Regions from separate parts of the Homo sapiens genome. Here region 2 is linked to region 1. A link is a loop called in an ENCODE intact Hi-C map of the cell type or tissue named here. Cell type or tissue: PC-9. All regions are shown on one strand. Each heading gives the region's core, and the rest is flanking DNA. Links, peaks and the distances in the headings are about the cores only.

The links. Peaks named below come from ENCODE experiments on the same cell type or tissue, not always from the same donor. Only the 100,000 strongest peaks of a DNase experiment are listed, where the experiment ranks them.
Region 2: a loop joins it to region 1, with 10 times the contacts of the local background. A loop is called at or near these places in 31 of 110 quality-filtered maps.

Annotation. Positions count from the first base shown.
Region 1 is chr6:114,090,646-114,107,456 of GRCh38, forward strand. All of the region lies in intron 3 of HS3ST5 (heparan sulfate-glucosamine 3-sulfotransferase 5), which reads right to left. The region is part of intron 5 of HDAC2-AS2 (HDAC2 and HS3ST5 antisense RNA 2); the gene reads left to right. Among named protein-coding and RNA genes, the nearest start is that of HDAC2, 130 kb to the left of the region's middle. In PC-9, for the core only: CTCF peaks have their summits at 6,105 (motif pointing right) and 6,323; no DNase peak of the experiment used is centred there.
Region 2 is chr6:114,294,675-114,311,485 of GRCh38, forward strand. The region is part of intron 1 of HS3ST5 (heparan sulfate-glucosamine 3-sulfotransferase 5); the gene reads right to left. All of the region lies in intron 9 of HDAC2-AS2 (HDAC2 and HS3ST5 antisense RNA 2), which reads left to right. Among named protein-coding and RNA genes, the nearest start is that of HS3ST5, 40 kb to the right of the region's middle. In PC-9, for the core only: CTCF peaks have their summits at 9,809 (motif pointing left) and 10,010; a DNase peak (open chromatin) is centred at 9,517.

The sequences.
Region 1 (16,811 bases), core at 2,924-10,923:
ATTTCCTTTTTGGGTACTATGGATAGTTTGCAAAAAAATGCCAACGAAATAAAGTGAAGCAATTCCTTTTCAACTTGCATCACGAAATCCTTAGTGTTAAAAATGAGTGTATCTTAATGGAAGAGCCTATTAAATGAACAAGAAGTAAATAATAATGAAGTTATCTTGCTAATTAACCTGGACGGTGACGTGAATTTTGCTGCAGCTGAAACTCAGCAGTACAATTGCCCTCTTAGCAGAGTTCTGGTGCATCAGACTCTCACTGTTCTCTGGTGTTCACATGTCTAGCTATTTCAAGAATGTTTGTATCAAACTTTTATTACAAATGCTAATACTGGGTAATTTAGGGAAAAAAGTGACAAATACTTTCTGTGGGGAGAAAAAAACTATTTCTTTCATTTCAGGGGGCCTAATTATAACACTCCTTTCTATTTTAGTCCCTATTTATTTTCCAATTCTTTGGGGATTGGGTAGTATTTAACAATGAAACAAGCAGTGCCCCAGTGCCTAATTAAGATTTTCTTGTAGGATTAATAAGTCATGTCTCATTAGCCCCACTGAACTGGAGGTGTTAATCTTCACCTTGACATTCTAATTTTGAAATAAGTTTGTGGATCAAGTATTGAAGGATGTTGAGCAAACAGTTTGATTAAAGCCACTGAGTCTTCAGATGCCAGTCTCATATTATTGATTCAAATGCATCCCTACATACAAATGCTTAGATGTGTCATTTTAAATGTACTAAGCAGTGGCTGGGTGCAGTGGCTCATGCCTGTAATCCCAGCACTTTGGGAAGCCGAGGCGGGCAGATCACCAGGTCAGGAGAGCGAGACCATCCTGGCTAACATGGTGAAACCCCATCTCTACTAAAAAAAAAAAATACAGAAAATTAGCTGGGCATCGTGGTGGGCACCTGTAGTCCCAGCTACTCCGGAGGCTGAGGCAGGAGAATGGCATGAACCCGGGAGGCAGAGCTTGCTGTGAGCCGAGATTGCGCCACTGCACCCAGCCTGGGTGACAGAGCGAGACTCCATCTCAAAAAAAAAAATGTACTAAGCAGTGGTCTGGAATGATTGCTGGAAGAAGCCACCATGTTTTGGCCTTTCCCAACAAAGAAAGCGAAAGTATCTTTGCATGTTTCCTGAATTACCTGTGTTTCTTCCTATGATGATTTTTTTATTTTTCTCACACTGGGGAACAAGCAAAGAGGTCAGAGCATAGCAGCCACAGAGAACTCTTATGTTTTCTGGTAGAGACTTGCAGGAGGCTATGCCATGGACATTTGCTGGCAATGCTGTCTGAGATAAGTGGCCTCTTTTACAGTGACATGGCAGAAGGCAAAACCACTCTCAAACTCTCACTCAGTTAAAACATCCTAGACTTTTATCTCTTCGTTTTTCCAAATGACAGTGATTCAACAGGCCAAAAAGAGGTCAGTGGAGAAGAAATTATATGCCACTGTCATTTCTGTGATTCTCAGTTGCATCTTTGTAAAAGTAAAGAGCTGGGCTAGATAATCTCTTAGGGTCCTTCCATTTTTAAGATGACAGTGCCCTTACTTTAGTGACATAACCCATGCCTACCTCTAGGAAGCTGAGCTTGTCTTCTTTGTTGTCTCATCCCCAGTACATCACACATGGTGTTGAATACATAGCTGCTGAATGGGTGAATGAAGCGGGGCCTTGAAATGCATTGTAATCTCAAGTGTAGGCTGAATATGATGAGCTCAGCACTGGGAAATCTCTCCCCAAGGAGCTTTTAATATCATTGAAGAAATTAGCTTGAATAACCTGAAACTTAGCACACCTAAAGAACACTCTGTGGTAAGTGGCACAATGTATGAGGCAGGTTTTATGGATCACAAGAGGTTAGAGAAAGTCATGCAGACCTTATAAAAGGATAGCTACAAGTTGGCAGCCATTTTGGTTTTGGCAGACAGAAAAATAGAAATAAAAATAAAATGATAAAAATCAACATATATGTTGTATACTTGCCAGATGTCAGGCTTATTTATTTATTTATTTATTTATTTTGTTTTTTTTTTTTTGAGAAGGAGTTTCACTCTTTTTGCCCAGGCTGGAGTGCAATGGTGCGATCTCGGCTTACTGCAACCTCTGCCTCCTGGGGTTCAAGCGATTCAACTGCCTCAGCCTCCCAAGTAGTAGGATTACAGGCACATACCACTATACCCTGCTAATTTTGTATTTTCAGTAGAGATGGGGTTTCACCATGTTGGCCAGGCTGGTCTCGAACTCCTGACCTCAGGTGATCCACCCACCTTGGCCTCTCAAAGTGCTGGGATTATAGGTGTGAGTCACTGCACCTGGCCGATGTCAGGCATTTCATATAGTATATGTAATCACATTTAATTCTTATAACTCCATGAGACTGGTAGAATGATCCACATGTTACAGATTAGTGAAGTCAGGATTGTGGAAGTTCAATAACAAGTCCAAGGCCACACAGTTAACAAATGGTGGAAGAGGAATTTGAACCCATGTCTGACTGGCTTCAAAGACCGTAATCCTCCACATGCACCAGTCTGCCTGAACAGGAAGTACACTGGGTTGTTAAAGAACCTGGCTTTCAGGATGAATGTGGCCTCTCTAATCAAGCTGCTCCTGATGAATATGCACCTGCCTGTTCTCTTTGCTCATTCATCCCTATAAGGCCTGAGAATGACCTTGTATCTTTTTTGTTTGTTTGTTTGTGTGTGTGTGTGTGTGTGTGTGTGTGTGTGTGTGTGTGTGTGTCTGGATGTTTTCTGTCTGCCCCTCTTTGCTTGTCTCCACCCTTGATATTTACATTTGTCCTGGCTTACCTACCAGGCTTGGATTGGTTTTGACTTCTAGAATCTGATGATATTACTGTTCATTTCGCCTACCTTCTTCCAACCTTCTGGCTCTGCCATGGGCTTTGCCTTCTGAGTTCTGTTATGGGTTCATCTCATCTTTCTCCTTTTCTTTTCTATACATCTGGTTTCCTCTTACTCTTTACCTGGGCTCCCCATTGTGCAGTATCTATTCATCATGACTTAGGGCAGACATGATGACAGATGCATGGACAACCCAAGCTGGAACTAAAATCTGAGCAGACAAAAAAAACGAAAACAAGCCTGCTTTGTATAGAGGCCAAGAGGAAATTATTTGGAAGAGAAAATATGATTTGTGTTAAGAATGGGAATATAATTGAATAGGCAGGTACATTAGATAATAGACCTTCTAAAAAAGCAGACATGGGCATGTAGATGGTAGTATAGCAAATAGAGCACCAGCATGCAGGACTGAAAAAAGAAACTGCATGTTCAAAGCTGTTTATATATAATAAAAATTCAATCTTGAATAGCTCTGACAGAAGAGGGAAGGGAAAAGTAGAGTAAGGATACCAAATAGGATGGTGATGCTGATTTATCCAGACATAAGACAGTAACAGCTTGCACCAGTGTTGAGAAGTTGTGTAAATAGAAAAAAGGGGATGAGGTAGAGCCAGTATTAATATTTTAAAGAAAAAGTTGTTAGGACTTAGAAGACGACTGGATATAATATATGCCATTTTAGGACTGCCCTAGTTTTTAAAAAATCTTGACTTATTTGGGGGAGTTCAAGAAGAGGTGCACAAGGAAATAATTTAAAGTTAGTTTTGATACTTCCCTAAATATTTACAACAAGTCAAACTTCACAGTGGATAGGAAAGCAACCAGCAACAATCCAATGTTATAGTGTTATTTAGTTTTAGGTATTCTTGGAGTTTGCTCTTTGATAGTTTCCAAACCATAAACTGAGATTTCTCAGAGGTATGTGAGACACTGAAGAACAAATTCCTGTTAGAAATGTAGGAACCCTTCTGAATGGGGGGTAAAGATCAGAAAGAATGGAGTTATTCCTTTTTTTCCTCCTATATGGTAGCTATTCTTGGGACATTTATTCTAATAATCCTAAGCCTATATAATAACGATCCAAGTTATGGTATAATATAATTTCCTTACAGCAATAGTTGGAGGTAAAAACACTCAGTAATTTCACATTTTGTAAACATTATAAAAGTACTCCTATGATAGACAGGGTGGCTGTCATGATCCCTGGTCCCTGATATTCATGCTTTTGTATAATCTCCTCCCCGTGAGTATGGGCAGAACCTGTGACTTGTGTCTAGCCCACATAGCAAAGGTGATGCAATGTCACCGTTGTGATTTTTATACATGACATAAGATGGTCCTTCTAGTAGGCTTACTGTGGACTCTCTATCTCTGTTGCTGGCTTTGAAGGAGGAAGCTGTCATGAACCTTCAGCTGCTAGAAACTGAATGCTGTCAACAACCACATGCAGGGAAGCACATCTCCTTCCCTTAGTTTAGTCTCCAGATGAGAACCAAGCCGTAGGTGACACCTTGATGGCAGTCTTGTGAGACTCTGAAGCAGGGAACTCAGCTAAGCCATGCCCAAACTCATGCCCCATAGGATTGATGAGGTAATAAATGCATGTTGTTTTAAGCTGCTAACTTCGTGAGAATTTGTAACACAGCATAGAAAGCAAATACACTTCACTTTTGGCCCTCCTCTTTCATTGGCTGTATAAACAGTGATTAGTGCTTCCATCTTCCCAGTTGCAATGACAGAGACCCTGGAGCCATTCTGGCCTTCTTCCTGTCCCTTATGCCCAACATCTAGCATCTAACCACTCTGCATGTTCCAAAATCCTACCTTTCAACCAGTTATTCTTTTCTTTGCTTCATACCCGTCAAACTAGTGAAGTTCAAACTACACAACCCATGCCTTTCTTCAGGGCTGATGGCTACAAGATGCTCACATGAATATGGGAGAGGGAGGGAGGCAGCAGAATTACCAAGGATAAGGGGCAAATAACCAAAGAAGACAACACTGATAGGCGATTTAACTGAAGCAGGGTGGTGCTAAGGCCTTTGCTGAGACTCCAGTTAATTCTACTGTTGTCCAGGGCATCAGTAGCCCAAAAATGACCTCACTTTACTGTAGAGGCACTTTTGACAACTTTCTCTACCAGCTCTCATCATTTCCTGCTTGGACCAAATGTTCACTCTGACTTGGAATCTTATTCCCCCTCTAATTTATCCTCACGTCTATTCCCAGACTGATTTCCTAAAGCAGAAACCTGGTTTATCTTACAATATTTTCTACTAGTATTTAGGATAAATTAAAACCCTTACTGTAGTCCCCAAAGCCTTCCATAGTGTAGTTGGTCCCTGTTACATCTCTGGATACGTCTCCTGTCCTATGCTCCTACCTCTCACTCTGTATTTCAATGATACTAATCATTTACAGTATAGTTCCTGGGGCATATTCATGCTAGTTTCATCTCCATATTCCTGTTGAAGTTATTTTCACTGTGCAGAACATTCTTTTCCAGCATTTGTAAGACTACCTTCACCTTACCTTTTAAGATTCCATGGATGTATTTTAAACCTTCAGGAAGCGTTCACTCACCTATTAAGAAGGATAATTTTAGGCAAGGGCAGAGGCTTTGTGGGTATCCAGTGGAAAAAGCATCAAAAATACTGCAAATTGTTCACTAGTCCAAGGGAACATCACCCTTGAGCCCGTCATCAAATCTTGACCATAAACTAGTGTAATGTTAAAAAGTTCCAAACATGTTAGATGGCTGCCTCAGTGATAATGCATCTTAGGTATCATTTTGTATATCTTTTCATCCGGCTACATGAAAGTATAATGAAGACATGCCTCTTTACTGCAATAACATTAAAATAACATCTATTTGGGTAAGTGTACGCTTTTACCAGTTAACGTAGGACTTTTTTTCCCCATAAAAATGTTTTTCACAGTGAATCTCCAAATGATTTCTGAGATGACTGGAAAGGTTACCAGGTGAGAAAAAATGAAGAGAGATGTTTAGCAACTGAGCATTTGAATAACCAGAGATGATGTTATTATTACATTTTTGATGCCATAAACGTGCACAATTTGTGTGGTACATAAAGGGAAGTCAACTTGGGTTTAAAAATTGGGGAAAAAAGTCAACCAAATATGTTTAGGTATCAAAACTGGTCCTAGCAGTTAGTAAGGAAAGTAACTAACTTTATTCTTCGTTTGGAAATTTAATAGGCATATAAGTGCCACTAGGGGGCTCTCTAATATTCCATAGGTGGGAGGCCTGACTATCACAGCAGGGGTAATAGAATAATGAATAAAAATGCTCTGTAATTTAAAGTATATTCCTTAGTCATATTAACATTTGCATGTTTGTACAAAGCCTGAAAAATGGAACTTTATTATTTTAAGGTTTTCTAGTGTTAAAAATGTATTTATGGTAAATAATTTAGAAATGCAAATGTAAATATGCACCTGATAAAGAAAGGAATAATGTGCTTCATTGCACTCAATTTCTTTGGTGTAATAAAAAGGGGAAAAAAAGAGCTTCCTCTAGTTTCCTGATTACTTTTCTTCCTGAGTAATACAAAACAAAATGTTTAAAATTTTTGCCACCTGAATTATTCCATCAATTAATAGATAATTATTTATAGATATGAAATATGTATCTCTATACATATATATAATTGGATATTAGGTTGTTTAACCTTATTCAACAGAATATACAGAATAAAGCTTTTAAATTGTAAATACTAATATATTACCAGTTAAAGGAATTCATTAAAAGGCTTGGTCCTATGTGGATATACTTATGAAAAAAGGTAACTTATTAGGGTATATTTCATTTACTGTTCTAAGATATGCAAAATGCAAAACTTGTTTAACAACTTTTCCTAGGAACATTAAAACATATTAAAACAAAAGCATTATTACCAGGGAAGGAAATATTGGGTATTTAGCATCCTTTATATTGTATATTGTAATTTATGTTTGTTTCCATGCTTTCAAATATGTTCCAATTATAAGAATTCCGTGTTGCATATTTCTTATATTTTTCTATGATTGTCAAATGTTGTGGCATAAATATATAAAATTCTGTATAGAACTATATTTGGAGTCTATTTTGTGCTCTGGAAAATATGAGCACTTTGAATTGAAGTAATCAAAATTATTTTGGGGATAGAAGATTTAGGGAATGAGAAAAGAAGGTAATTTTCCTGAGCTCTACTTCCTTATTCTTTCCTTTTTTAAAAAAAATCAAAGTATAGTATATATTCTCATTATTTTCTGGTTTCCCATCTCAGCCTATTAATTCCAAACCAAAATTTAAAAAACAGATTTTTAACTAACTCTACCCCTAAAGGACAAAAATGGAGTAGTGAAAAATTTTGTGGGCTGGCAAATAATTCATTCTTATTTTTAGGTTTATATGTGTAGATATGTATTTTCTTTTTCTTCTCTACAATCAAAAGACAAATGCATGACTCATGTACAGACATTTACTTCTCTACTTCTTTCACTAGTATAGTACTTGGAAAAGTGAGGGTGGCCCCAGAAAGGAAAGGCTGGGAATTAAATGGTAATATAAGCTTTCTAATTCAGACGTTTTACTAAGCGAGTGAAGAACATACTTTAGAACATTCAAGGTAGTTGGTAAGATAAAGTTATTATGATCTTTTGCTTAACCTGGAAGTTTTTGGCTGTGACAATTCTCTTCCTAAAATCATTTGCTTTCTTTTATTTAAAACAAAAAAAGCAAGTAAAGAAAAACCTTCAACCTGGTAACTGAAGTTAAAATCAGAAGATCAGTTAATTTGTTAAATGTATATACCTTTACAATATATTTGCAAACACTGAGTGGTCACCAAACCTGGAAACAAAACATATAACAAATAATGTATTAATATTATATTAAATATAGATGATAAATTAATATTGTCTATATTTTCAGACTTTATGGCCACTCTCAAATTATTTTTCCTCAAGTACATATATATGTATGATATGTATATATTTATCACTATCAAATATATATTTTAATATATAATATTAAATTATATATTTGAAAATGATTATATATTTGAAATTATATATTTATATGCTTGAGCGTGAAAGACAACTAGGAAATACTTGATGAATGGGCATATTAAGCAGCTATATAAACCGTAAGAAGAAAGAATAAACATTTATTGTTATTCTGGATAATATCTTCTGAGGTAATTTGCATTCATCTTAGAATAAATAACTGTGTAAAGCCATTGGTGTGTATTTTTTTGATTTCAGTGTAAAAAGTGATTAAATAATTTAATGTCATAGGAAGGCTAGCTCATCTTGCATTAAAAATATGTACATACACACATATATGTGTACATGTATGTACATATATTTGTGTATTTTTTCCTTGAGCAGTTATGAATTTATGCACTGGTGCCAACACAATGAACTATAATGCATGTTTTTATTGAGTTTAATGTCCTGTTGGAGATAATAAATATATACCCGAAGTTAAATAACAATACAAGAAATGATGTGAGGTGGAGCAGTCAAGAGCTGGTCTAGAACTCCTGATAGATAGGCAAAGATCTCTGAGTCAGCGCTAGTCTTCCATGTTGCAGAAAGGGCTGCTCTTCCATGCTGCAGAAAATAGCCACCTTAGGAATACACTAGAGGGTCAGCCATAAGCCTTAGCTTGTTAGTCAAATTACAGGGCCAGCAAGCTACACCTGTTTTAAGAAGTACAAGTTAATTTTAAGGATTTTAAGGCAGCAGCCCTAATTGAAAAGTTCCATCTACTTAGATCATTTGTAAGACCTCATTTGTCTTCCCAGTTACTAGTAACAAACTGTCTTCTGAAAGTTTTTGTTACAGATTCCTAAATTTTAATGCAGAACTTTCAGTATAAAATTGTCTCATCATAGTAATTCCTATTCCCTAAGGTCTATTTCAGATCATTGTTTTTCCTTTAATCTGGAGCACAAGGCACACAGATCATAAAATTTAGAGTACTGCAAAAGTCATTGAGTAATCAACAAAAAGTTAATCAATTTGCAAAGTGAAGTTTTCATCATGTGTCTGTACCTAAGGCCAATAAATCAAACTAAGTGGATTCAGCTCTCTAAGCTAGCATGGAGGGAAAGACCATATCCCTTATTAGTTTATTAGGATTTTCTCTAATCCCAGTAGTTGATTCCAAATAATCCACATATATTGCTAGGTGATGACCCCTCTCCTCTTCCACACTAATTTTCCATTCTAATAGCCTAATATTAGCGTCCATGCTTTATCCCAGCTGAATCAGGAGTGCAGCCTTACCTAGGCAGCTGAAATCCCCACAGATATGACCCAAAGCTGCATGATTATTATGACTCTTGGCCTTTTCATATATAGTTAGTCAATATTTACAAGCACTGCAGTCTATGAATAAGGTACAGCTCAGGGAATAACTCCTAAGAAATGGAAAAAAATGTGGCTAGTTTTCCTACAGTCTGAAGGAAAAGAAAGACCCCAACTTCATGGTTCATATTCTAATATGTTTTACCTTTTATCCTATATTGTGGTTCTCTCTGGATAGAATTTTCTAAAAATAAATTTATTCTTCTACAATGATTTATTCTAGGAGACATAGGATGACAATTCCTAGCTGAAGCCTACATGTGTGTTACGAACCATACACAAACAGACCAATGTGTAGATAGGTGGCATGAGCTCACACCCTTCCCCACATACATGTCTTTCATCAAGACAATCTTTATAGTCTCTGGGTCACGTTCTCCACGCAGAGATTGCAGACGATAGAGAGGCATCCTACCACACCTCGGTTAAAGAGAAAAATTTGATGTCTGGACATGTGTAGTCTTGTGGAAAGGAACCTTATTTCACTCATAGACGAGCAGTAGTATGGCTAGCAGTATTTCCCCAGAGATGGTCTGATTTAAAAAAAAAATCGATATCAACTCTTGACACATTTTCATTTACATCAGCACATGGCTTTCAGTCGGGGCACAAATCAATAGGCAGCTTTTAACACTGCCCAACTATTTCTTCCTATTGGGCTTGAGGCAGGCCATTTGCCGTTAACATACCATGTTTCTTGGGGGAGGAAGTTTAACTGTTTTTCCTGTGACTAATCACAACAGCCTAAACTGTAGCATTAATCACACGACATTTTCTTCATCACCACTTACAGCCAATTGACTTTTTACTTAGTGAAAGCATTTGAAGAAGGTGACAGTTGTTCTAAGGGGGTCAAGAGTCAATGGAAAGAAGAAATATTTAGTTCCAAAACATACACAGTATATGGCTTCAAAAGCTGACACTATGCCAGGCATCATTAGAAGGCTTATCACTCTATAGGTACGATCTCACAGTCAAGATGGAGGAGAAGATTTGTGTAAAATTAAAGTGCTAGCTAAGAGTCATAGCTTTTGGTTTGAAAACAATTAATCTGGGCCTTTCTATAAATTAAAAGTCACATCAAGGGTCACTAGTAATTGGCAAAGTGTTTTCTCTAACTTTTGGAAGTGAATTATTTTTCTGTCTTTTTTTCTAAAACTAGCAGGAAAGTTCAGTTAGGTCTGATGTCCTGTGAGGCTGGCAATCTGTGCAGTATTGGCAGTCTCGATTAAATGTAATATCTGGTTCATTGCTGCAGCAACTCAGATTTCTAAATAATGAATCAAATTCTTACATTATTCAAAAGCCACAAAAGGGTTATTAAGCCGAATAAGCAGATACTCACAAAGGTTTACAACATATTTATTTAGGGCAACTCCAAAGCACAAAAGTAACATGTTTTAAAAATATACAAAAAGACAACTTCCTATATGATATTGCATTATATCTATATTGTCCCAAACAGCAGTATCTTTTTAGAGTAGGACTCTCCTGGGATGTTATTCTCCTCACATGCTCCTAAAAAAGCACCACGTGGTTAAAAAATTTTGAAGAATGATGTAATTGAGGACAGAGTGCCCCTTTTGTTGATTTACAGTGCCTGTGGGTATATCAAAAGCTCCAAAAATATTTTCAATAAAGAAAACTGTGTATGATGCTAGTGAGGCTGCAGAGAAAAGGGAGTGCTTATATACTGCTGATGGGAATGTAAATCAGTTCTGCCATTGTGGAAAGTAGTTTGGCAATTTCTCAAACAACTTAAAACAGAATTATCATTTGACCCAGCAATCCCATTATTGGGTACATATCCAAAGGAATAGAAATTATTCTGCCATAAAGACACATGCACACGTGTGTTCATCACAGCAGTATTCACAATAGTAAAGGCATGGAATCAACCTAAATTCCCATCAACGGTAGACTGGGTAAAGAAAATGTGGTACATGTACACCATGGAATGCTATGCAGCTATAAAAAATAATGAGATCATGTCCTTTGTGGCAACATGGATGGACATGGAGGTCATTATCCTAAGCAAACCAACTCAGGAACAGAAAACCAAATACCACATGTTCTCACTTATAAGTAGTAGCTAAACATTGAGTGCACTTGGACACAAAGATGAGAACAAGAGACACTGGGGCCTACTTGAGGGTGAAGGATGGGAGAAGGGTGAGGATCTAAAAACTACCTATCAGGTACTATACTTAGTTATCTGGGTGGTGAAATCTGTATACCAAACCTCTGTGACACACAATTTACCTATATTACAAACCTGTACATGTACTCATGAACCTAAAATAAAAGTTTAAAGAATGTGTATTAACTGCAGAGTTGCCTCTACTGCCTAACCATTCAATATGTTACTGCACTCCTGGCTTGGAAATGGTTGCACATAGTTCTTTCTACCTGAGGTCTTTGCCATTCCCAGAACGTAAGCTGGTTCCGGAATCTCTGTCATTCGGCACTGAAATGGGAGCTGATTTGTGGATCTGGAGGAGCTCACTGTTGTTTGTCTACTTTCCCCCATCTGGAGCAGGAGGACTGGTGTTCTAGACCTTTTGAACATTACCATGATGGGTCCCCAATGCCTTAGATGCCCAGGGAGAATTGTGCCATGATTGAGGAGGGTACAGACAGGGATAACTTAAAGGTAATAAACTTGGACCACAGTAGCTCTACCCAAGGAAGCAAGAGGTAGACATTCTGGCTTGAAGAGATTTACATGGTCTTTGTTTTCCTTTTTTGAACGCTCAGTTTATTGGATTGTTTGCCTATGCCAAAAATCACACACTATAATCTTAGTTCAAACTCCATCCTTAAAATACATCATAATGCTAACATGCTGAGCCACAGGTAGGGCTGTGTAAAAAGTTTAAAATCTGGCTTTTTAAGCACGCATTACAGAAAAATTCTGAACTCCAGAATGTGCCAATATCACCCCTTCCTTTGACAAAACAGAAGTTTCCAGACCAAGATAAAATTTTAAACCTCAAATAAAAATTTTTCTTCAGATTCTACACTTCCAGATGACTTTAGTGACTGTAAAGAATTTTTTTTTGAAAAAGAGAATTTTCAAAATAAATTTCTAACTCACCTTAAGTTAAAAATCAATACTGTACTTTTAAAGAGGAGAGTGATGCTATCTGAAAAAGGATCAAATAACAATTGTTCAACCCTTTTATGGCTTCTGTTTCTTACCCTGTTCAGTCTCAGCTACTTGCCTGCATTTTAAGGCCTTCTTCTTCCCTAGCAGTGTTTATTGAGGCATGATATACAGAACTTTTAAAAACTTTTAATAAGTATGAATTCATTTTAGTACGTATTAAATTATTGGGAGGCTGAGGCAGGAAGATCGTTTGAGCTCAGGAATTAGAGATTATTATCGCACCACTGCACTCCAGCCTGGGCAACAGAGCAAGACCTTGACTCTTAAAAGCTTAAAAAAAATGATAAACACATCAACCTCTGATTTTATGAATATTATGTTTTATGATAAGAGTAATGTGGGTGCAAAAGGGGAAAAATGAGTTGATTTAAGAAAAAATATTAACTAAATAATTGTATAGATGATTACAAGACATGATGGAAAAGCTCATGAACATCAGCTAGTTGACTTCAGAGAACATAGTCAGCAATACATTTCTTGTTGATTGACTATATTCCTTTCTTTCTCTTTCTTTTTTTAAATTAATTTTTTTTTTATAGAGACAGGGTCTGACTCTGTTGCCTGTCTGAAACTCCTGGCCTCAAGCCTAACTGTATTCTTTATTGTTCTAATTTTCTTTCTTTCTTTTTCTTCTTCTTTTTTTTTTTTTTTTTGAGACGGAGTGTCTGTCTCCCAGGCTGGAGTGCAGTGGCGGCTCACTGCAAGCTCCACCTCCCAGGTTCACGCCATCCTCCTGCTTCGGCCTCCCGAGTAGCTGGGACTACAAGCACCTGCCACCACACCTGGCTAATTTTTTTTTTTTTTTTTGTATTTTTAGTAGAGACAGGGTTTCACCTTGTTAGCCAGGATGGTCTCGATCTCCTGACCTCGTGATCCGCCCATCTCGGCCTCCCAAAGTGCTGGAATTACAGGCGTGAGCCACTGTGCCCGGCCTATTGTTCTAATTTTCAAAGCACTCTTAAGTATTTCATTCCTTTTGGTATTTAAAACAATTCTGTTATCCAGGGAGGGGGAGTGCTAGACTTTTAAAAAAAATGTTTAAACTGTAGAGATCTTTATAAGCTACAAAAATCATGACAGATAAGTGACAGGTCTTGGAATTAAACCCAGATCCTCTGACCCCTAGTCTGAGTGGTATATTTGTAAAAAATACTAATGACTAGAGAACTGTGTAAATTCAGATATCCAGCAAGTAGACATACCTTGCCTCTTATCTCTGGTGAATAATTATAAATTAAATTAGGTCTCAAGGGACACAAATACACACTCATCATTTCTTTTTCTGAGCATCAGTGTTTATATCAGTGGTGCTTGGTATCTCAAATCCAGGCCTCCCGGCAGCCCATAGCCATTTTACTCTGCATTTTCTTCAAATATGCTCAGCTTTGAGGTTTCCCACAATTGGTCCCAGTTCCCTGGACTGTCTTAGATCCTGTGGAATCCTATACTTACCTTCATTTCAGCAGCATTCCTGGTACCACGTGGACAGAGCTGATTTTATTCTGGCACTTTACTCGGTTGTGTTCAGCAACATGTCGGGCATGAAATATGCAGGTGCAAGCCTTGAGAAGCAAATGTAGCTTCCCTAGGCAGCCCTGACTTTCTTTTCACCCTACTTACTTAGAAAGTTATGAGGAATTGGGGGTTGAGAACAAATATACAGAAGAAGGAGAATACTTTTGGTTCAAGTTACCCATGGATTAAGGGTTATGTCACGAGACTCATTTTTTGTAGCGTTGTGTATCATTTTCCTCAGTTCAGGCTCAGTGAACACCCAAACCTCAATTTTTACCACCTTTGTCCATCCACTTAAAACTTTGACAGATTTTGAAGCAGGTACCTGTGCTCTGGGATACCAGTCATCTTTGCGGTTTACAAGAGCACTTTCAAACATCCACAGAAAAAGGAAAAAAAAAAGTTTGTGCTAATGACCTGGTGATTTTTTTTTTCCTATGATCTCCCAGTAAAGTGTAAACTACTCTCATAGCTGTCAATAGAACCACTGAGTAACCAGTGCCTACCTTATTTGAGGCGGTTTTAAGGTCAAAGGAATAATTATGAATGAACACTTTTGCTTGCTAGAGGAAAAATACATTAGGAAAAAGAAGGCAGCAGCTCAAATGTCTATGGACAGCTTCAGGAGCGCTGAAAAGTGATATATAATCCCTCCAAATCCTCCTAAATTCTAAGCCAAAGAAATGTCAGTAAAATTTTAGCCAAAGCATGTTTCAGCTAGTATGCTACTTTAGGTAACCACACAGTAGAGTAGCACTGTTAGGAATTATGTGTACAGGGAGTGGGATTTTTGACCTCTTAAGGAGCAAGTAATTAGTTAATCGGTGCTGTTTTATATGATTGGCAGGATAATTTTACCATTTTATCTCAAGGAAGAAGTTTATATTTGTTGTATCTTTGCTACTGTGATATAATATTGATTATATTTTTTATTTATTTGATACCAAATATTTATTTGATCGGGAAATGTAACCACAGTAACATTTTCTGCCTGTGGAGAAATATTGTTGTCACCTTAGAAACAATTTTCAAGAATTAAATTTGGTAAAAAGTGGGGACTTCTTATTCTTGTGGTCACTAATGAGTAGATTTTCCTTAGGATAAGTGCACTATAAATTTGCTATAATAACTAACTGATCAAATTTATAAACTGCTGTTTTCTGTGTCAATAAACGTTTCTACATAGCTCTGTGCACATCTCCTGCCATAACTGGGCATAACTCTTGTTATACAATGATTAAATAGAGCATTTTGGGGTAATATTCTTTTTGTCTCACAGAACTACCTTAGATCAAATTAACATTGCATATGATACAAGTTTATGAAATAGATTGCACACATGTTCTTTTACAAATGGATTTGACTCCTTGTGGCATTAGTGAAATTTACATTGATTAACCAGTAAGCTGTAATGTTGTTTTCGATTTGGGCTCAACAAATCAGTTTTACTTAATGCTCCAAGTGTTCTTTACTTTGGGGTATTTAGGGTAAGTAGATATTATATTGCCTGTGGGAAAACACTACACTTGTAATTAAGCTAAGGAGGTAATTTCATGAAAAGAAGAAGATAATAGGGCAAAGTTTTCAAGATAATGAGATTCCCAGAAATGCACGAACTATCCCTACTTGAATGAAATAAATTACATTATCATCCATCATATGACTAATCTAAGAGTAGCCATCTCTCTGTTAAAATAGACCTATCGAATAAAATGATAAAATACTGTCACTTAGGAAAAGGATAACAAATTAAGAAATACTATTAACAAAAGAACGCTGTGTAGAGTTAGCATTCCATAAATGTTCCTTGATTTGAATTGAACAAAAAAGACCTACAAAAAAGAAATTCTGCCTTTCCCACTTACAATATATTCTATTTGTACTTTTCTGTAAATAACAGTACAGAGTAAAAACTACATATAATGGGCACATATCCATACTTTAAAAAATACATCTATAACAACTTTTATGCAGTACATGAAAATAAGGTATTGATTTGTGGCAACTATAGTAAAATGACTGTCTAGAAGTTGGGAGAATATTTAACATGAAGTTAAAACTTTCCTTTTGAAAAAACTTCCTTGCTGGTTTAGAGCTGAAGCTTATACCATTACTGAAATCACTTATTCAAGGTAATTATGAAATGCAAGGTACAATGTATAAAAGTTGAAAATCAAGACAAGGTTCTGAGAACACATACAATCATCTATTCCTAGAAAATAATTAACAAGGAAAAACTACCTGAATATTAGTTCTATTGGAGAAAAGTTACCAGGTAAGATATAAGTTCTATAAGATTGTTATGTATTTTATCACATCTCAGACTTTGTTTCTGATGCTAAAATTAGAAGACCAACAAATGGTATATTTAAAAAAATTCATTAAGCCCATCTCAGAAACTGAACAAAAAGACTTGGGTTGGAAATGATACTGAGAAGTAATGGGAAGCAAACATAGATTCTATTCTTCCCCAAAGCTCAAATTACTTACTAAAATTGAGTAAGAGATTAAGAAGGCATCAGCATATTTTCCTCGCTGTTTTTTCCCCTTCCCAAAAGTTTTATATTCTAACTTTTTGAGAAGAAAAATAGAAAAACATTTAAAAAATAATTCATCATGAACAAGTGGAGTTTATCCCAAGGATGGTTTTACATTTGAAAATCAAATAGTGTAACTTATCAGAGTAACAGACTAAAAAAGAAAAACCATATGATCACCTTAGTAGATGCTAAAAAAGCATCTGAGAAAATCCAACGTCCATTTCTGATGAAAACTCTCAGCAAATGAGAAATTGAAGGGAATTTCCTTGATCTGATAGAGATCATCACCAAAAAACCTGCAGCTAACATCATACTTAATAAGACTTAATGCTTT
Region 2 (16,811 bases), core at 5,296-13,295, 210 kb after region 1:
TGCCCACCTCGGCCTCCCAAAGTGCTGGGATTCCATTTAAAGGTATGCATTTCTGATACAGAAAGAGCTTTCTCATGATCCTGAAACAATGTTAATACCATGCAATGTTATATCACTGATTTTGTTTCACTAATGTTGGCTGAAATTGGTCAAAAAGTTTTTTGGAAATCCTTACAAAGATCAAATATCTAATTCTTCTATGTATCTTTCTTTTTCTCTAAATTTTGAATAAATATCTAAAGGCGAGGATGTCTGTGCAATTGAGGATTACAGTTCTCTTATTGAATGGAGCTTAATATCATTAATATTATTACATAAGGTAATTACTTATGTAATAATGGTGAACACATAATTAACAAGGCACTAAAAACTTTTTTTTCAAACCCAGATAGCTGGCATCAGAACAAAATCACACACAAGAGCAAGATTTTATTCTGAGAGAGTGTGTGCCTACATTTTCTCATTCATTCTCTTTCTCATTGTTATGTACTCACACACATTTAATAAGGTAAAATATATTTACAGAAAATAAGGGGAAAAATAAATTTGAATCAGAACTGTCTTCTCTAATGCCCCTTATTCATTTCAGATATTTTATTAATCAATAAATTTTGTCTATGAAGTAATAATAAATGTCTTTTAAGTGAGTAGGCATTGATAGCAAGCACATTGAGTCCTCAGTAAACTCAGGCTCCCTTCTCCAAAAGAGATAAAGCACTTGACATAGGGTGAGGGTAATAAGACCAAAGATGGAGAAAGACTGTATTGACCATGGTAATCTTTAACTTGCCACATTTACAGATGTATCAGATAGGTAGAGCTTCTTCCAAAGCAGAAACACTTATTCAAAGCTATATATAAGAAACTGACATATCTAGATACTGCTGCTTCAAACGTCAGATTGTTGTATAATAAGGTCATCTTTAGCCTGTGACCACAAATCTCCTAATATCTGAAATAACAACGTGGAGAATAACTGTGTAAAAGCATGCAAACTATATAGAAGGGAAGGAACTACTCAGGGCCATGTACAAGCAATTACTTCCTTAGTATTCTTAATGACAGTGCCCCTTGGTGCTCCATAAAGTAGGTCTACTGTGACGGAAGCTGAAATGATTGCTTTGAGACTGCCAGACCATATCCAAGTGGCTTCTTCACAGCTTGTACAATCTTCAGGGCTGCACCAAGTGGCAAATAAGATAGTCATAAGTGGAAGGGAGTTCAATTATTTGAACAGGCCCATGTGTATGTCCCACGGGTTTCTACTAGATTTGAAAGTTGCTCCTATTGTGAATCTATGCTTCAAGTAGCTAACCATACAGAATGTTCTAAAATAGGCAGCAATAATCAGCCAAACGGTCACCTATCTCTCAATGTAATGGCTGCTATTCTACTCAGCACAGAAAACACACTCACAAAATTTACATTTCTTACTTTTTTTGAGTGCAAAAATAGCAGAAGTTCATCTCACTGTTCATAACTACTAGCTATATTAACATTTTTACTCAACAAAGGCATGTTATGGCCCACTCTAAATATGGGTCCATGTCAACTATACTTCAATCTAATAAGCAGCAATATTTATAGAATGCCACGTCATAGAAGTAATCAGACCTCACACAACAGATTCACTGAGGATTATACCCATTTTTATATTGGTTTTGCCCTGGAAAAAAAAATCCTGGGGTATAACTAATTAAATAAAGTTATTAACATGTCTATAGTACATATGTATACTTACTTATGAATTTTGCTGGTAAGTTCAGAATCAAAATGTATTCATCCATCTCCATAACCAACATAGACTCATAAGTATAATCCATAGAAAGGAAAATAAATAATTTCAAATTAGTAATAGGATTTCTAAAATTCATGTGTGGATATATATTCCGAAAGATGTTGTTTTCCCACTATTCATTTTATCTTCAACATAATGCTAAAAATTCACACCCTGTAGGATGCTAATAAAAATATCTAGAGAGAAGATATAATCACCCCTGTTAAAGTAAAGGGCACAGCCAACAGCAGGAATTTGTGAGCTTTGAAATCCAAAAGCTTTGCCAGGTAGAAAGAGTCAAAACAAATGATACTCAAGACGACAAGACAATGTAAATGAAAGCTCCTGCTTGTAAGTAAATGGAGGTGAAGCACGAAATCATGCATGTCTTAAAACCACAGACTCCAAATTTTAGAACAGAAAGGTAACACAAAGCTTCAGCCTATGCCAGAGTGCCTTCAGGAGCTTGGAGGATAACACTGAACACAAAGGTGAAAGTTGAAAGGGGGTCTTGCAGCAAAATGGGAGTACACGCTTCTCTGTAAAAACAAACAAGAAAAAATAAAAATAAAAACACCGTTCTGGATCAGAATCAGCAAATGGATCACCTCATTTCAAACACTGATCAGGTCCAGCCTCATCTCTTTATAGAGAGATGGACAGAGGCCCAGAGAGGCTAACGGACTTCCCCCAAATCACACAGCTAGCCCACAGCAGAGCTAGACATTTACTTCAATCATTACTATATATGAGTGTTTTTTTTTTAGATATACACCGGACCACTACACACTAGACAAAAATAATGCAACACAAGACAAGAATGATTTCTGCCTTCACAGGGCTCCGGTTTAGAGGGAGAGACAGGGACGTACACAAGCAAGAGAATCTGCTGAATAAGGCCATTTCGGATACGCAGGGAACACCTGTAGATGCACCCAGCCAAGCGGTGTCCTGAGGCATCTGTGTTAGCACCATGAGTGACAGGAAGAGGAACAAGATTGGGAAACTGCAAAGGAGCAAAGGGAAAGCAGGCTTCATGGGGAAAAGCATCTTTCCAGACTTTTTTCATTCCTTTACTGTAGAGTTAGTATATATTTTTTTCATACATTACACAATGAATTTACCCATATCTAATGAAGGCCTTTCTCCTGTGGCTCTAAAATTGTATGATCCCTTTGGAATCTACTGAGTGCTTTCTATGGACAAAGTACCATACTGGATATGGGGAATACAGAACAGGCTTGGTTAACGCTTTCCTTCAAGGAGCAACAGTCTGATAGAGAGACAAGGTATCTACACAATTTTGTGTAAACTAGAAGATAGTATGCTAGTCTCATGAAACTGTTAGTGGCAGCATAGCCCAAGCTGCCAAAATGACTAATAGCCAATGAATACAATAGAATCTGACACATTGTTTTGGGAATAGTAACTGGAACATGCTTTTAGGAACTGCAACATTAATTTTTCTATGAATTATTCTTTTTCCTATAAATGGAATTAATATAATTGTTTTAAAAGTTCTTCCTCTAGAAGATGGTTGTCTCCTGTCCCTCTACCCCTGCTGTGACTGCCATGAATAAATATTAGTATATTTGCAGCATTTGAAAGTAATTGAGATTCCTTGATCAATTAATGTGCTATTTTAATGTTTGAAATTAAAACAAATTAAACAATAAAAACTGGCAGAGGCAATTTCCTTACTATTAGAAGGTATAATTTATTTTTATAAGAGAAAAAAATCTTAGTAAAATAGAAATATATAAATGACCATGATGATTTTTGTTTCAAGTATGCATATCTAGCACTGTTCATATTCTAGGTTATATTTCATTTTGTCTGAAATATTTAAACAGCAATAAAGAAGATCCATCAGAATTTGTTTTGGCCAATTTTCCACAGATACACTAATTCTGTAACACAAAACAATAACATCATTCTCATTTAACACTTAAGGGCACTTATTATGTGTCAGACATTGTTCTAATTAGTTTACCTATAATATCTCATTTAATCTTCACAATTCTATGAGGTAGGTCCTGTCATTATTCCAATGTCATAGATGAGAATTAAAACACACACAAAACATCATATAACTTGCCCAAACTCATACGGCCAAGTGTTAGAGTCAGGATTCAACCTGGCAGCACGACTCCAGAGTATACACTCTTGTCCTATGTTGCGGGAAGGCAGGGACCCCGAATGGGGGGACCGGCTGAAGCCATGGAAGAAGAACGTGGATTGTGAAGATTTCATGGACATTTATTAGTTCCCCAAATTAATACTTTTACAATTTCTTATGCCTGTCTTTACTGCAATCTCTAAACATAAATTGTGAAGATTTCGTGGACACTTATCACTTCCCCAATCAATACCCTTGTGATTTCCTATGCCCGTCTTATCCTGTCATCTCACAAGCTGAGGAGTATGTATGTCACCTCAGGACCCTGTGATGATTGCGTTAACTGCACAAATTGTAGAGCATGCGTGTTTGAACAATATGAAATCTGGGCACCTTAAAAAAAGAACAGGATAACAGCAATGTTCAGGGAACAAGAGAGATAACCTTAAATTCTGACCGCTGGTGAGCCGGGCGGAACAGAGCCATATTTCTCTTCTTTCAAAAGCAAATGGGAGAAATATTGCTGAATTCTTTTTCTCAGCAAGCAACATCCCTGAGAAAGAGAATGCACCCCTGAGGGTGGGCCTCTAAAATGGCCCCCTTGGGTGTAGCCATCTTCTATGGTTGAAACTGTAGGGATGAAATAAGCCCCAGTCTCCCATAGTGTTCCCAGGCTTATTAGGACAAGGAAATTCCTGCCTAATAAATTTTGGTCAGACCGGTTGCTCTCAAACCCTGTCTGCTGATAAGATGTTATCAATGACAATGGTGCCCGAAACTTCATTAGCAATTTTAATTTCGCCCTGGTCCTGTGATCTCGCACTGCCTCCATTTGCCTTGTGATATTCTATTACCTTGTGAAGTATGTGATCTCTGTGACCCACACCCTATTCTTACACTCCCTCCCCTTTTGAAAATCCCTAATAAAAACTTGCTGGTTTTACGGCTCCTGGGGCATCACGGAACCTACCGACATGTGATGTCTCCCCCGGATGCCCAGCTTCGAAATTTCTCTCTTTTGTATTCTGTCCCTTTATTTCTCAACCCGGCTGACACTTAGGGAAAATAGAAAAGAACCTACGTGACTATTGGGGGCAGGTTCCCCGATAGTCCTGTACTAAGTAACACTATCCAATAATTTATTTTGGAAGAGATAAGACTGAGTTTTCTAGTGATGATATTCTTTGTGAGCATTCAAAGTGTTGGGCATTAATTAAAATACATAAAAATAACTAGAAATATACTATACCTCAGTGAAATTTCTACATGAGGTTAAGAAGAAAATGTAAGTTTTGTGTTCTTATCTGCTCTTTCCTATGTTCACTGCTAGTGGCTGCTAGGAGCTAAATGATTTCTATAAAAAAAGGACTTCCTGAAAACTGTTCCCTCTCTCATGTTCTAACACCAGAGAAATGGTCCTTAAGTGCTGGTGAAGACAGCCTGATAATACAGCAAAGGAAAAATTATGCAAGTCTAAAAGACTAAGGGTTAAAATGTAAAATGGCTTAATATGCCTAGTATTTTAGGCAGTCTTTTTTTTTTTAGATATGACACCAAAAGTATGGATGAGAAAAGAAAAAAACCGGATTTCATCAAAATTAAAACTATTGTGCTATAGTATTTCAAAGGACATCATCAAGAAAATGAAAAGACAACCCAGAGAATAGGAGAAAATATTTACAAGCCATCTATCTGAAAAGAGTTTTGTATATATAACATATAAAGAATACTTTAAATATACAAAAAAATCCAATTCAAAAATGGGCTAAAGATTTGAATAGACATTTTCTCCAAAGAAGATATTCAAATGGTCAACAAGCACATGAGATGATGCTCAACATCATTAGTAATTAGGGAAATGCAATCTCAAACTACAATGAGATATCACTTCACCACCATCAGAAAAGCTAAAACAAAAAAGACAGACAATAATAAGTGCTGGTAAGAATGTAGAGAAATTTGAACCCTCATACATTGCTGGTGGGATTATAAAACGGCACAACCACTTTGGAAAACAATTTGTGAATTCCTCAACACACAAAACATAGGGTTGCCATATGACCCAGCAATTCCATTCCTAGATACATATCCAAGAAAAATAAAAACTTATGTCCACACACACAAACGTGTACATGAATGCTCACAGCAGCATTACTCATGATAGCTAGAAAGTAGAAACACAAATACTTACAAACTGATGAATGAATAAAAGATGGTATATTCATACAATAGAATATTACTGTACAGTAAAAAGGAATAAAGTACTGATGCATGCTATAACAAGGGTGAACCTTGAAACATTATGCTGAGTGAAAAAAGCCAGTCACAAAAGACCACATATTGTATGCTTAGATTTGTATAAAATGCTCAGAATAGGAAAATCTATAGAGACAGAAAGTAGATTAGTAGTTGCCTAGAGCTAGTACGTTGGAGTGGGGGAGTCTGAAAAGTGACTCTAACGGGTGCAGGGATTACTGAGGGGATGAAGAAAATGTTCTAGAATAAAATGTTCCAGAGATTGTGGTAATGGTCACAGAACTCTGTGAATGTACTAAAAACTGCTGAACTGTATGCTTTAAATAGGTGAATTTTATGGTATGAGAATCACATCTCAGTAAAGCTGTTTAAAAAATAATAAGCAGGTTTCATCAAAGGTCAATTCTGTGCAAAATGTATGTTATTAATAATAAGTTCATTTTTAGTTCATCTTTGTTATTTTTCTAGGAAAAGTTAATTTATTTCTAAAGGTCATTCATAGGACACACTAGGGTCCCCTGGGAAATGAAAGTGTTGCACTGGAGAAAAGATGTCCTCATTTTCTCAGTTGTGGATCCACTGTCAAACACTTGTTGTCTTAGCTCACCTGAGTCAATCCTGAACAAGGCATATTTAATTTGAGAAGCCTCATTCCCAGTAGCAAGTAAGGTCTAAGAGTGAGCCTTGGTATCCTAGGCAATTGTGTAAATTTAAGGGATCTACATCTGGAAGAAGCCATAATATTCTCCCTATTGCATCAGCACCAGAGCTCCTTACCCCACACTCTTTCCTAAATATGGTAAAGCTTTGGTTCACTTCTCTACCTGGGGCTGAATCCTTGACCTGATCTCCATTTCAGGGACACTGACACTCTCCTTAGCTCTCATCATCCATCTCCTGAAAAATCTGGACATATGGCTGAGCCCTCAGCTGCTTCATGGGGTTCTCTTCAGAATGGGACAGGTCTCCCAGGACCATGACACAGCCTGCCACATGCCACCATCCACTCATCATCACCACTTAAGTGTGTCTGCCAAATTTAGAGGAATGGAAGGGCAACCAAGGGCTTTTTAAGAAGAAAAAATAGCCTCATGAATAACTGCAAGTTGATTTTCAGTGTTAAAACTGTAACGTGTATTTATTAGATCTTCGCTGGCTTTCAACATCATTGTTGACTCACAAAGTTTACTCTCCAAGCTGCAAATCATACTGTCTGCTGTTGTCTCCAAGTTTTGCAAATATTTGAAGTTACCCAGAAAGGTATTGAATGTATTCTTGCCAAACTGGCAGCCTACAAACTCAATTTTTCAGTTTTGCAGGAGTCACACATTCATTTTATGTGTGATGACCCTAGACACCCTTAATATATTTGTTAGGCTCAACTAGGTAATGAGAAAGACAGAAAAATTAATCGTTTCAATCAACATAACCCTCAAAAAAGTAGAATCAAGGTACCAGTAATCTATCCTTGCTGAAAGCCATTGCAAATTATTATTTCATGATCACTAGAATATGGCAGTAGACATGAAATGGTAAGAGAAAGTCATAGTTAAGTTTATTAATAATAAAGTTTGTCTAGTTTCATTTCACCACCATGGCTATATCCAAGCACATATGCAAAATTAAACTATCAATCACCTGCTACTTAAGTAAAACCTAGGACAATAATTCAGGTATGTAAATGTGAGATTAAAAGAAGGACATCTGGAGAGCAATGTGTAATAATGAAAATTCTTCACAAACATTTTAGGGAGCAGAGATGCGGGGTACAATTATTTTGAAAGAAAGAAAAAATTATTTCATTTTCTGGGTAAGCTTCAACTGTCAACATTTGCCAAGAATTTGTGAGCAAAGGACTGTCTTTCTACTCTCCTTTCTCGTCTTCATTCCTATAGCATCCTTACGGGACATCTTTGGTCCTCCAATCCTTTATCTCTTAGTAAAATCATTTTATGTCTTCATTATTCATAGTTGAAATATATTATGACAATCCTTTCTCAATTAAGAGTGAAAATGTTACAAACTGAATATGGATGAACAACTTTAATGTTACTATTGTGAGTTGTTTGCCCACATTTAAAATGCTCTTAGCTTCTTTTATATAACTTAAACTTGTGTAGTTATTCTTAATGAATTCTTGAGACTAATTTGGCTCCTGGAAACTCAAAAAAGTTTAATTTGTTTAAACTAAGATGGACTGAATACTGCTTTTCTAAATACATCACTTTTTAAAATCCATGACGGAGACTGGCAGGTTGGATGGATTTCTGCACTGGGGTGTAACCAGGTTTCACCAAGTCCGGCCTCAACTCTACCTAAGCTTTCAGCTCTAGCTTTTATATATATAATATTTTAGTAGAAATGGATTTTGGAGCCTTTACTAAAAGTATTTCAGGATTCCCAAAGATTTTTTTGTGATTTCAAATAAATAAGGTGATTAACGCATGTTTGTCCCAGATATTTATACTCTCCTTCCTCAGTCCCCCCACCCCCACCTCAAAAGAAACCTGCCACATTTTAGCTTCACTGGTTTCCTATTGATTTAAAGTCTGGATTCTTAACCTAGAACTCTCATGGACTTAGGAGGTCCAAAAACCTGAAAATTTGTAAGCAAAATATATCATACTGTGTTTGCATTTTTTTTTTTCTGGGCAGAGTGACTATGGCTTCCACCTGATTTAAAAACAATTTTTTTTTACTTCAATATGTTAAGAACCACTAGTTTAAGAGAATATAAGAAAAGGCTCTGCAGGAAGAAGAAAGTACTCAAGGAAAATGATTTTTCTTACAGGGGTTTTCTCACGTTGGTACTTATCAGGGCACATTACATCATACTAAGAAGACAAACATCCTAAAGAATTTGGACCAACATTGGTGCTGCAAATTTGGATGTGCTTAACTTAAATTCTACTATAACACTGTCTACTTAAGATTATTTATGAAATATAATGCATGCAATTATTTCTAAAATATCTACAAAATTAATCTAGCAGCTTTATCTATTGAGCCTGTGCCCATAAATCAGAATGTGATTTTCCATATCAAGCCTTCAGGAAGACAAAGAAAGATAAATTTTATTATTTAAAAAATGCATGTCACTGAGGGAGAGTTTATAAAACCACAGTAATGACTGGCTGCAGTAGTGGTGTGATTCCATGTGGACCTCAGAGAAGAGAACTAAATCATTCAGGACTTCCCCATTGCTTCCATATGCACAGTCATTTCTCTGTAACTGATACAAATGTCTCTGGGAGAAATACAAGATGTCAGAAGTATTTCTGACTGACCTACACTCAATTAGCAATTACTCAAAGGTCAGTCAGAAAAGAAAGAACTACATCAACACCTGCTACTTATAAGGAAGCAGTTAGAAAGATGAAAAAGATAATGAATTCTTTCTATATGGTATCATATATTAAGAATTTGTGATGTTTTCTTAAATATCTAATGTTGACATCATTTTCTCAAGCATACTAGGCACAAACACAATTATGAATGTAGGAAAAAAATCCTTCCATTTTGTTTAAAGGGCTACCACAGAAATAAAGCAGTAGTGTTCTCACAAAGCTTTGTGCTGCATAGTAAGTGCTGTGATTCTAGAACTCTCACATTTATTTTTCATATAAATTTTTAATGCCTCTATACAATACATTTATGTAAAATGGAAGCTCCCTCTAGTGGCAAAAGAAGCTTTATTTTGGATTTGAATAGCTGCTTCCAAACCACCCTGATTATATCAGCGATTCTCAAACTTTTTGGTCTTAGAAGCTTTTGTTTCATGTAGGTTTTATTTATTACTATTAACCATATTAGAAATTAAAACAGATTTTTAAAAAATCATTCATTTAAAAATAGCAAAAATGAACTCATTCCATGTTAACACATAACATTGTTATGAAAAATAACTGTCCTTTCCAAGCAAACAAAAACTGCAAGAAGAGATAGATTGTTTTATATGTTTGAAAAGTTCTAGTGTCTGACATAATAAATGACAGCTGGATTTTCATAAATGCTTCAGTAGTCAATCTTTTGCAAGATGTTTTGGTTGATGTATATTTTTAAAAGTTAGCTCTCACATAGACATAGAGTTGAAAAAGAAAGGAGTAATTGAATAGCTTTTTAAAATAGCTGTGGGTATTTTTCTTTAATACTACACCAAAACTTGACAAGTAATCATTTCTTAAAGATTAGTTGCAATGTGAAATCTGAAACCATATCAATGTACTCTATTACATTAAAATTCACTGGCCTATCTTTCACTTTGAATGGATCTCTTACTAAGCATAAATTTTACCATCATGTACTGGTCATTTTGAAAATATTGCACTGAGTTCTGCAGTTCTCCTAAATGTTGACATATGTCATTATTTAAAAATCATATTCATTAATATCACCACCCACCTCATCAGGAAAGTCTTTACATATTCAGAAGCAGTCATACTCAGAGTGGCATATACAATTTTCTAATACTTTTTTCTAATTCTAAAATTCAAGCTTTCAAGTAAAAGTTCAAATTTGAAAACAAATATTGTCAGTTGTTCTTTTGAAGTGACAGACTCACTATGTTATTTTTCAGAAAATGCATGTGAAATACCCAACTATGAATAATAGCAGCTTGACAGTTGTTCTTTCAAGTAAACATGATGTTCCATGAAAAAGTGGCTAGTTCAGCTAGCAACTCAAAGGACCCACATGAACTTTTCCTCAAGACTGCCCTTGTGCTTGGGTATGCAGTAAAAGTATCTTATGTGTACTTTTCATTTCATCACACAGATTATTAAAAAGACCATGCTCAAAAGTTGAGATTTTTACTGCTTCATCAAGGACACTCTTAAGAAAAGTTGCCTTCTCCTTCTCCTGTCTCTTCTCCTTCTCTTCACGTGAATATGTGGCAGTAAATAATACAATCAGTCTAGTGCCACTTAGATTTGATTCATGCTAAGGCACCAGCATCTTACTCACCACTGATTTTTGCACCATCAATACAAATCTCAACACAATGAAACAGACAAAGAGCACCTTAATATTATTATGGGACTCTCTTGACAGTGACTAGAAGATTTCAGGGGTCCATGGACCACAATTTGAGAAGCAGGATTGACATAATACACTGGACTACATAATGTTGAACTGAGAGACCAACTGGTTGGCATCTTGAATTAACAGACATAAACACTTAAGTTCAGAAAGTCCAAAGTCGCATTCCTGTACAATTACCATTGCATTCTGCCTCTAAGAAAGTGCTTTAAATTCTGGGAGTCTTTGCCTGAATGTAATTTTTTAAATAATTATGACTATTAAAAAATGTTCAACATATCCTTCTATTCTCATAAGGGTCCAAATTTCAGTTTAGTTTTTTTTCTCATTTATTCAGGGACTATTTAAGGCAAAGCTTCTGTAAATGAAATATACATATATATATATATATATACACACACACACACACACACACATATATATATATATAAAATATATATTCTTCATTCCTACAGCATCCTTAGGGGACATCTTTGGTCTTCTCATCCTTTATCTCTTAGTAAAATCATTTACATATAAATTATTACATATATATAATCTATAAGCAAATAATTTTTTCACTGGATTACAAATAGTATATAATTTTGACCTAGAATATATCTCAGAGCCAATTTTGAATTATAACATTACTAAAACATTGTTTTTTAGTGCTCGATATTATATTTATAGTAATTTTTCTAAAGTGTTTCTATATTTTAGCTGTGAAGTGTTATACATCAATGCAATTCTAGACTAAAAACATTCTCAATATTCTACAGGTTAAATAAAAAAGACACCTATGGATTGCTCTATAAGACACAGGTGTGGTTGCTATAAAAATAGCTATATGTGAAAGATACTATTTGAGTACCCAAGTTAAATGAAAGTGTATCAAGTGCTTTACAATCCAGAATCCAATAAGTTTAATAAAAGGATTAAGAAATCTAGTAAATCTTACCTATTTCTGATCTAGCTAGAAATCTGAATAACCAAGAGACTCCCCAAATGCTAAATATTTATTTCCTTCTTAAGAAATACATATAGGACATACGATCACTTATTTTTGTCCATTTCAACATCTATTTCTCCTGAACTTTGTTCTGACCACCTCAGTATAGGCAGTAGCAGCAGCGGGTGAAGGATCATGGGAGAACTGTGCACAATTAACGACAGTAGCAAGGGCAGCATGAACATCTTACTATATTCACTTCAAGCAAGGACTTCCAAATCATAATTAGAGAAAATGTGGATTTGGATTCCTTTATTGTTGATACAGAAGGCCCAAAGCCTTATGTTGTAAAACTGCAGTTTCCAAACTTTGTAGGCACTAAGAGGAAATTTACAACTTTGATTCTGAAACCTGTATGAGATTACCTAGGGCAGGTTTGCTAGGACATCCTCTTAGTCATTACTCACTTTACTAGTAGTTCATAATATAAAAGGCATTTCTCTGTCCTTCATGAGAAGAGCATAGGATGCCACCTTTGAAGTATGTATAGCACAAATATCCTTACTGTTTTTTTTTTTCCATCTAGTAATCTATTGAAAATTACACAGGGATTTGTGAGAACTAGGATAAAACCTAGTTTTTTTTTTCTTTAATAAGAAATGTCTAAGAATTTTATTGTTGTATTGCAATTTCATATAGAAACTAGGATAAAAATTGAATTCCTTGATGTCGGTCTAAAATAAGTTTCTGGAGAATCATGATAAAAAATAATTTTGATATTGAAGTGTGTATAAAGTAATGCATAACATACGCAATTCCTATTTTGACTTATCTCTTTGTAAAGGTAAGGGGTGGAAAGAATTTGCATTTAAATTTAAAAAGTAGATGAATTGGCGTTTACTAGTGAGATGTGATTTGCTTTCCTTTAATAGATAATAAAATATTGATAGCAATATAACCAAGAAAATTTGGAATATGACCGTTTTAATTAATATCAATGTGAGGTGAATTAAAATTTCTTATCAATATATTATTATTTACCAGTTTCATATTGTTTTTTGATTGAAATGATTTGGGAGTTTTGATTAGTCTGTATATATAATGCTGCTCAAATTTATAAGATAATTACTCAATGTGCAATATTAAGACTGATTAGTAAAATACCTAATGAGTTGTGTCATATAATGAATGCTTAGAAATTGCTTTAGGAAGCAGATAACAATATATTAATTTGGAAATAAAATTTTTATACATTGACATTGTTCACAGAGAGAAAATAAGTAATTAATAGACTACTCTTCAAGAAAAACAGAGAAAAATGATCATTGTAAATGACTATTAAAATATTTAAGTTGAACATCTATATACTAGTAAGTTTAGGAATATCTTAAGCATAAATTGAATTTTAAAAAATTATCTCTGGAGCATAAGTCTCTTAAACTTAATATTCTTGTACTTATTTGACCCTCCTACATAGCAGAAAACAGTGTAGTTTAAAACTAACTAGATGGTGGCAGGGCGCGGTGGCTCATGCCTGCAATCCCAGCACTTTGGGAGGCCGAGGCGGGCAGATCACGAGGTCAGGAGATCGAGACCGTCATGGCTAACACAGTGAAACCCCGTCTCTACTAAGAAATACAGGAAAATTAGCCGGGCGTGGTGGCAGGCGCCTGTAGTCCCAGCTACTCGGGAGGCTGAGGCAGGAGAATGGCATGAACCCAGGAGGCGGAGCTTGCAGTGAGCCGAGATCACACCACTGCACTCCAGCCTGGGTGACAGAGCAAGACTCTGTCTCAAAAAACAAAAACAAAAACAAAAACTAACTAGATGGCTCACTGAACATTTGAGTAGAGTACAAGAAAGAATAGCTCTTTCACTGTTGACATAGACCTGTAGCTCATGAAATGCCTCTGACCCCCTGAACTGCCCCAGCACCCAGTCCCAGGAGGAGGTGAAAACCAGACCAGGTAAGGAGAAATGAGTGAACAAATAGATCAGTAAGGTGATTCTCTTGACAGCTCCCTGCATGCCAACAAAACCCTGAAATGCCCATAGAAACATTTCTCCTCCCAAGTTGGTGAGACACAGTTGTCCTTGATGGCAGGTGCTCTCAGAGCCAAGCAGGTATGAAACAAGAGAAGGATGATGTTCCCTTCAGACTAGGCATCATGTTAACCGGCAACTAGGAGGCAAAAATGAGAACTGATCCCGTAAGTCATTGGTACTTAAACTGTAGTGAACATCATACTCATCTGGGACGTCAATAATATAAAATACAGAGTCACACTTACAGAGATCCAGATTTAGAAGAGATAGGGCCAGGAAAGCCCTTTAACAAGTAACCTAGGGGATGCTGTTGAAAGTGATTTCTTTGACCACACTCTAAGAAATCTTTTCACAGAATACATATGAGCACTCAGGGACATAAAGTCTCTAAAAGGGTGGTAGGCTTAAATAACCGAAATTTGTAAAATACTTAAAGTACAAATAGAGTTGTCCAGAAGAGATTTAAGCAGTAATAGGTAAAAACCTCTTACTATGTGAGGGACTTGTCAATAAAACACATCCACCTATTTCTAAAATGTTACCCAATATAATGAATTCAGTAGTAACCACAGGTTGAAAATATTAAATATCCTGGCCAGGTGTGGTGGCTCACACCTATAATGCCAGCACTTTGGGATGCCAAGGCAGGCAGAGCACTTTTGAGGCAGGCAGAGCACTTGAGGTCAGGAGTTCGAAACCAGCATGGCCAATATGGAGAAACCCTATCTCTATTAAAAATACAAAAATTAACCGGGCTTGGTGGTGTGCATCTGTAATCACTGCTACTCAGTAGGCTGAGACAGGAGAAATGCTTGAACCCAGAAGGCGGAGGTTGCAGTGAGCCAAGGTTGCACCACTGCACTCCAGCCTGGGCGACAGAGTGAGATGCTGCTTTGTCTCAAAAACAACAAAAAAGAAAACATTAAATATCCTTTTGTGTTAAATTTTTTAAATATGAGAAATAAAACACTGAAAAATATAGTACTACATTTGTCTTTGGGCCAAGATTGTTTCACATTCTAAACAGAGAATTAAGTTTGCACTAAATATTGCCTGCCAGGGCTCTTTTCCAACTTTGATTTCATAAATATAAAGTACATCTAAAGAAAAAGTATCTATATTTACGTATACTTTCAAACATGCCTTTCATTAAGGTCTTCAGGGTAATGTGCAGAGAAAAAGACCTATGATTCAATGGAAGTGAGCAGTAAACTTGCTCTCTCCAATATATTGTACTGGACAAGGAAATGATGAGTCCATGATGGAATGATGGGGGAAAAAATTAAACTCATAGTCCTCACAGAAGACTTAGATTTAAATCCAAACTAAAATTCTCCTATCTGAAATATCTTTCAAATGTTATAGTCCCGAGTAGGTGGCAAGCTCCTCCAGGATGCTCAGTACATTTATTGCACAATAGCTACTCAATAAATGAATGAAAACGTGCCTTTACTATATGCCAATGGTCAGGGAGAGGTAGTTGTGTAAGAAAAGGTTTGGGATTCTAGATTTTTTTTCAGAGAGATATGAAAACAAATAATTATGCTTATCTGTAACTTATTAAGGACTCCAGAGCAAGAAATTCCTATTAAAATGGCATCTTAAGTTCTCAAATTCAATTGTATTATAAACGGCAAAAACTTCAAAAACGTTTTTTTGTGGAAAAGACTTTATTTACTCACCAAATAGCTTTTTTTTTTTCCTGCTAGGAACCTAGGAAGTCTTTTATTTTTTTCAGGCCTTTTGCATCTAGGTAGAGACCTGTGCACAATGGATGTTTGTTGTATATAGATGCTCTTTGACTTGCAATAGTGGTTATGTCCCCAAAAACTCATGGGAAGTTAAAAATATCTTATGTTGCTCATTTTCACACCATCGTAGAGTTGAAAAATCATTAAGTTGAACCTTGATAAGTAGAGAACTGTCTGTATATGTTTAATTAATGATATGATTATATTCCCCGACGATTTTCAATGATAGAAATGTGTAACAGAATATTCCATCTACTTTCACATATGTAAACTCACTTAAGGCCTCAAAATCCCCTGGAAAAGCAAATAGAGTTTGGCAACTTTCTGGTTTACTTCCAGATTATAAATGTTCCAATAGGTTGAATATGCTAATATAGCCAATGTCATCAAGATTAAGTTCAGGCTCAAGAATAAATACATTAAATAAACAAAGAAACGTAACTACCAATTTTATTCATTGAAACAAACAGTCTAACAATCAGATAAGAATGCAAAATTATACCTACCAGGCTCTTAATCATAGCACTGTTAATAATGACAAAAATAAAAACAAAACAAAACAACAACAAAAATATTTGTAATGAACATTACTGGGAAGTGGTTAAACAAGATGTATTACTTTCAAATAATAAAATCTGATGCTATTCGACCTTCATTTACTAAGATATAGAGATCTACAATGTTTTAAGGAAAAGAATGATATTTAGAATATGTTTCCATTTTGGTCCTTGTGATTGTATATTTGGAAGAATATATACCAATATGTTAAGAATGCTTATTCTGAGTAGAACGGTTATGGTTGATTTAAATTACTCTTTATGTTTTCCTATAACTTCTCAACTTTTACAAACAAACATATTTCCATCACAATATTAAATATAAAGCTATTTTTAAATT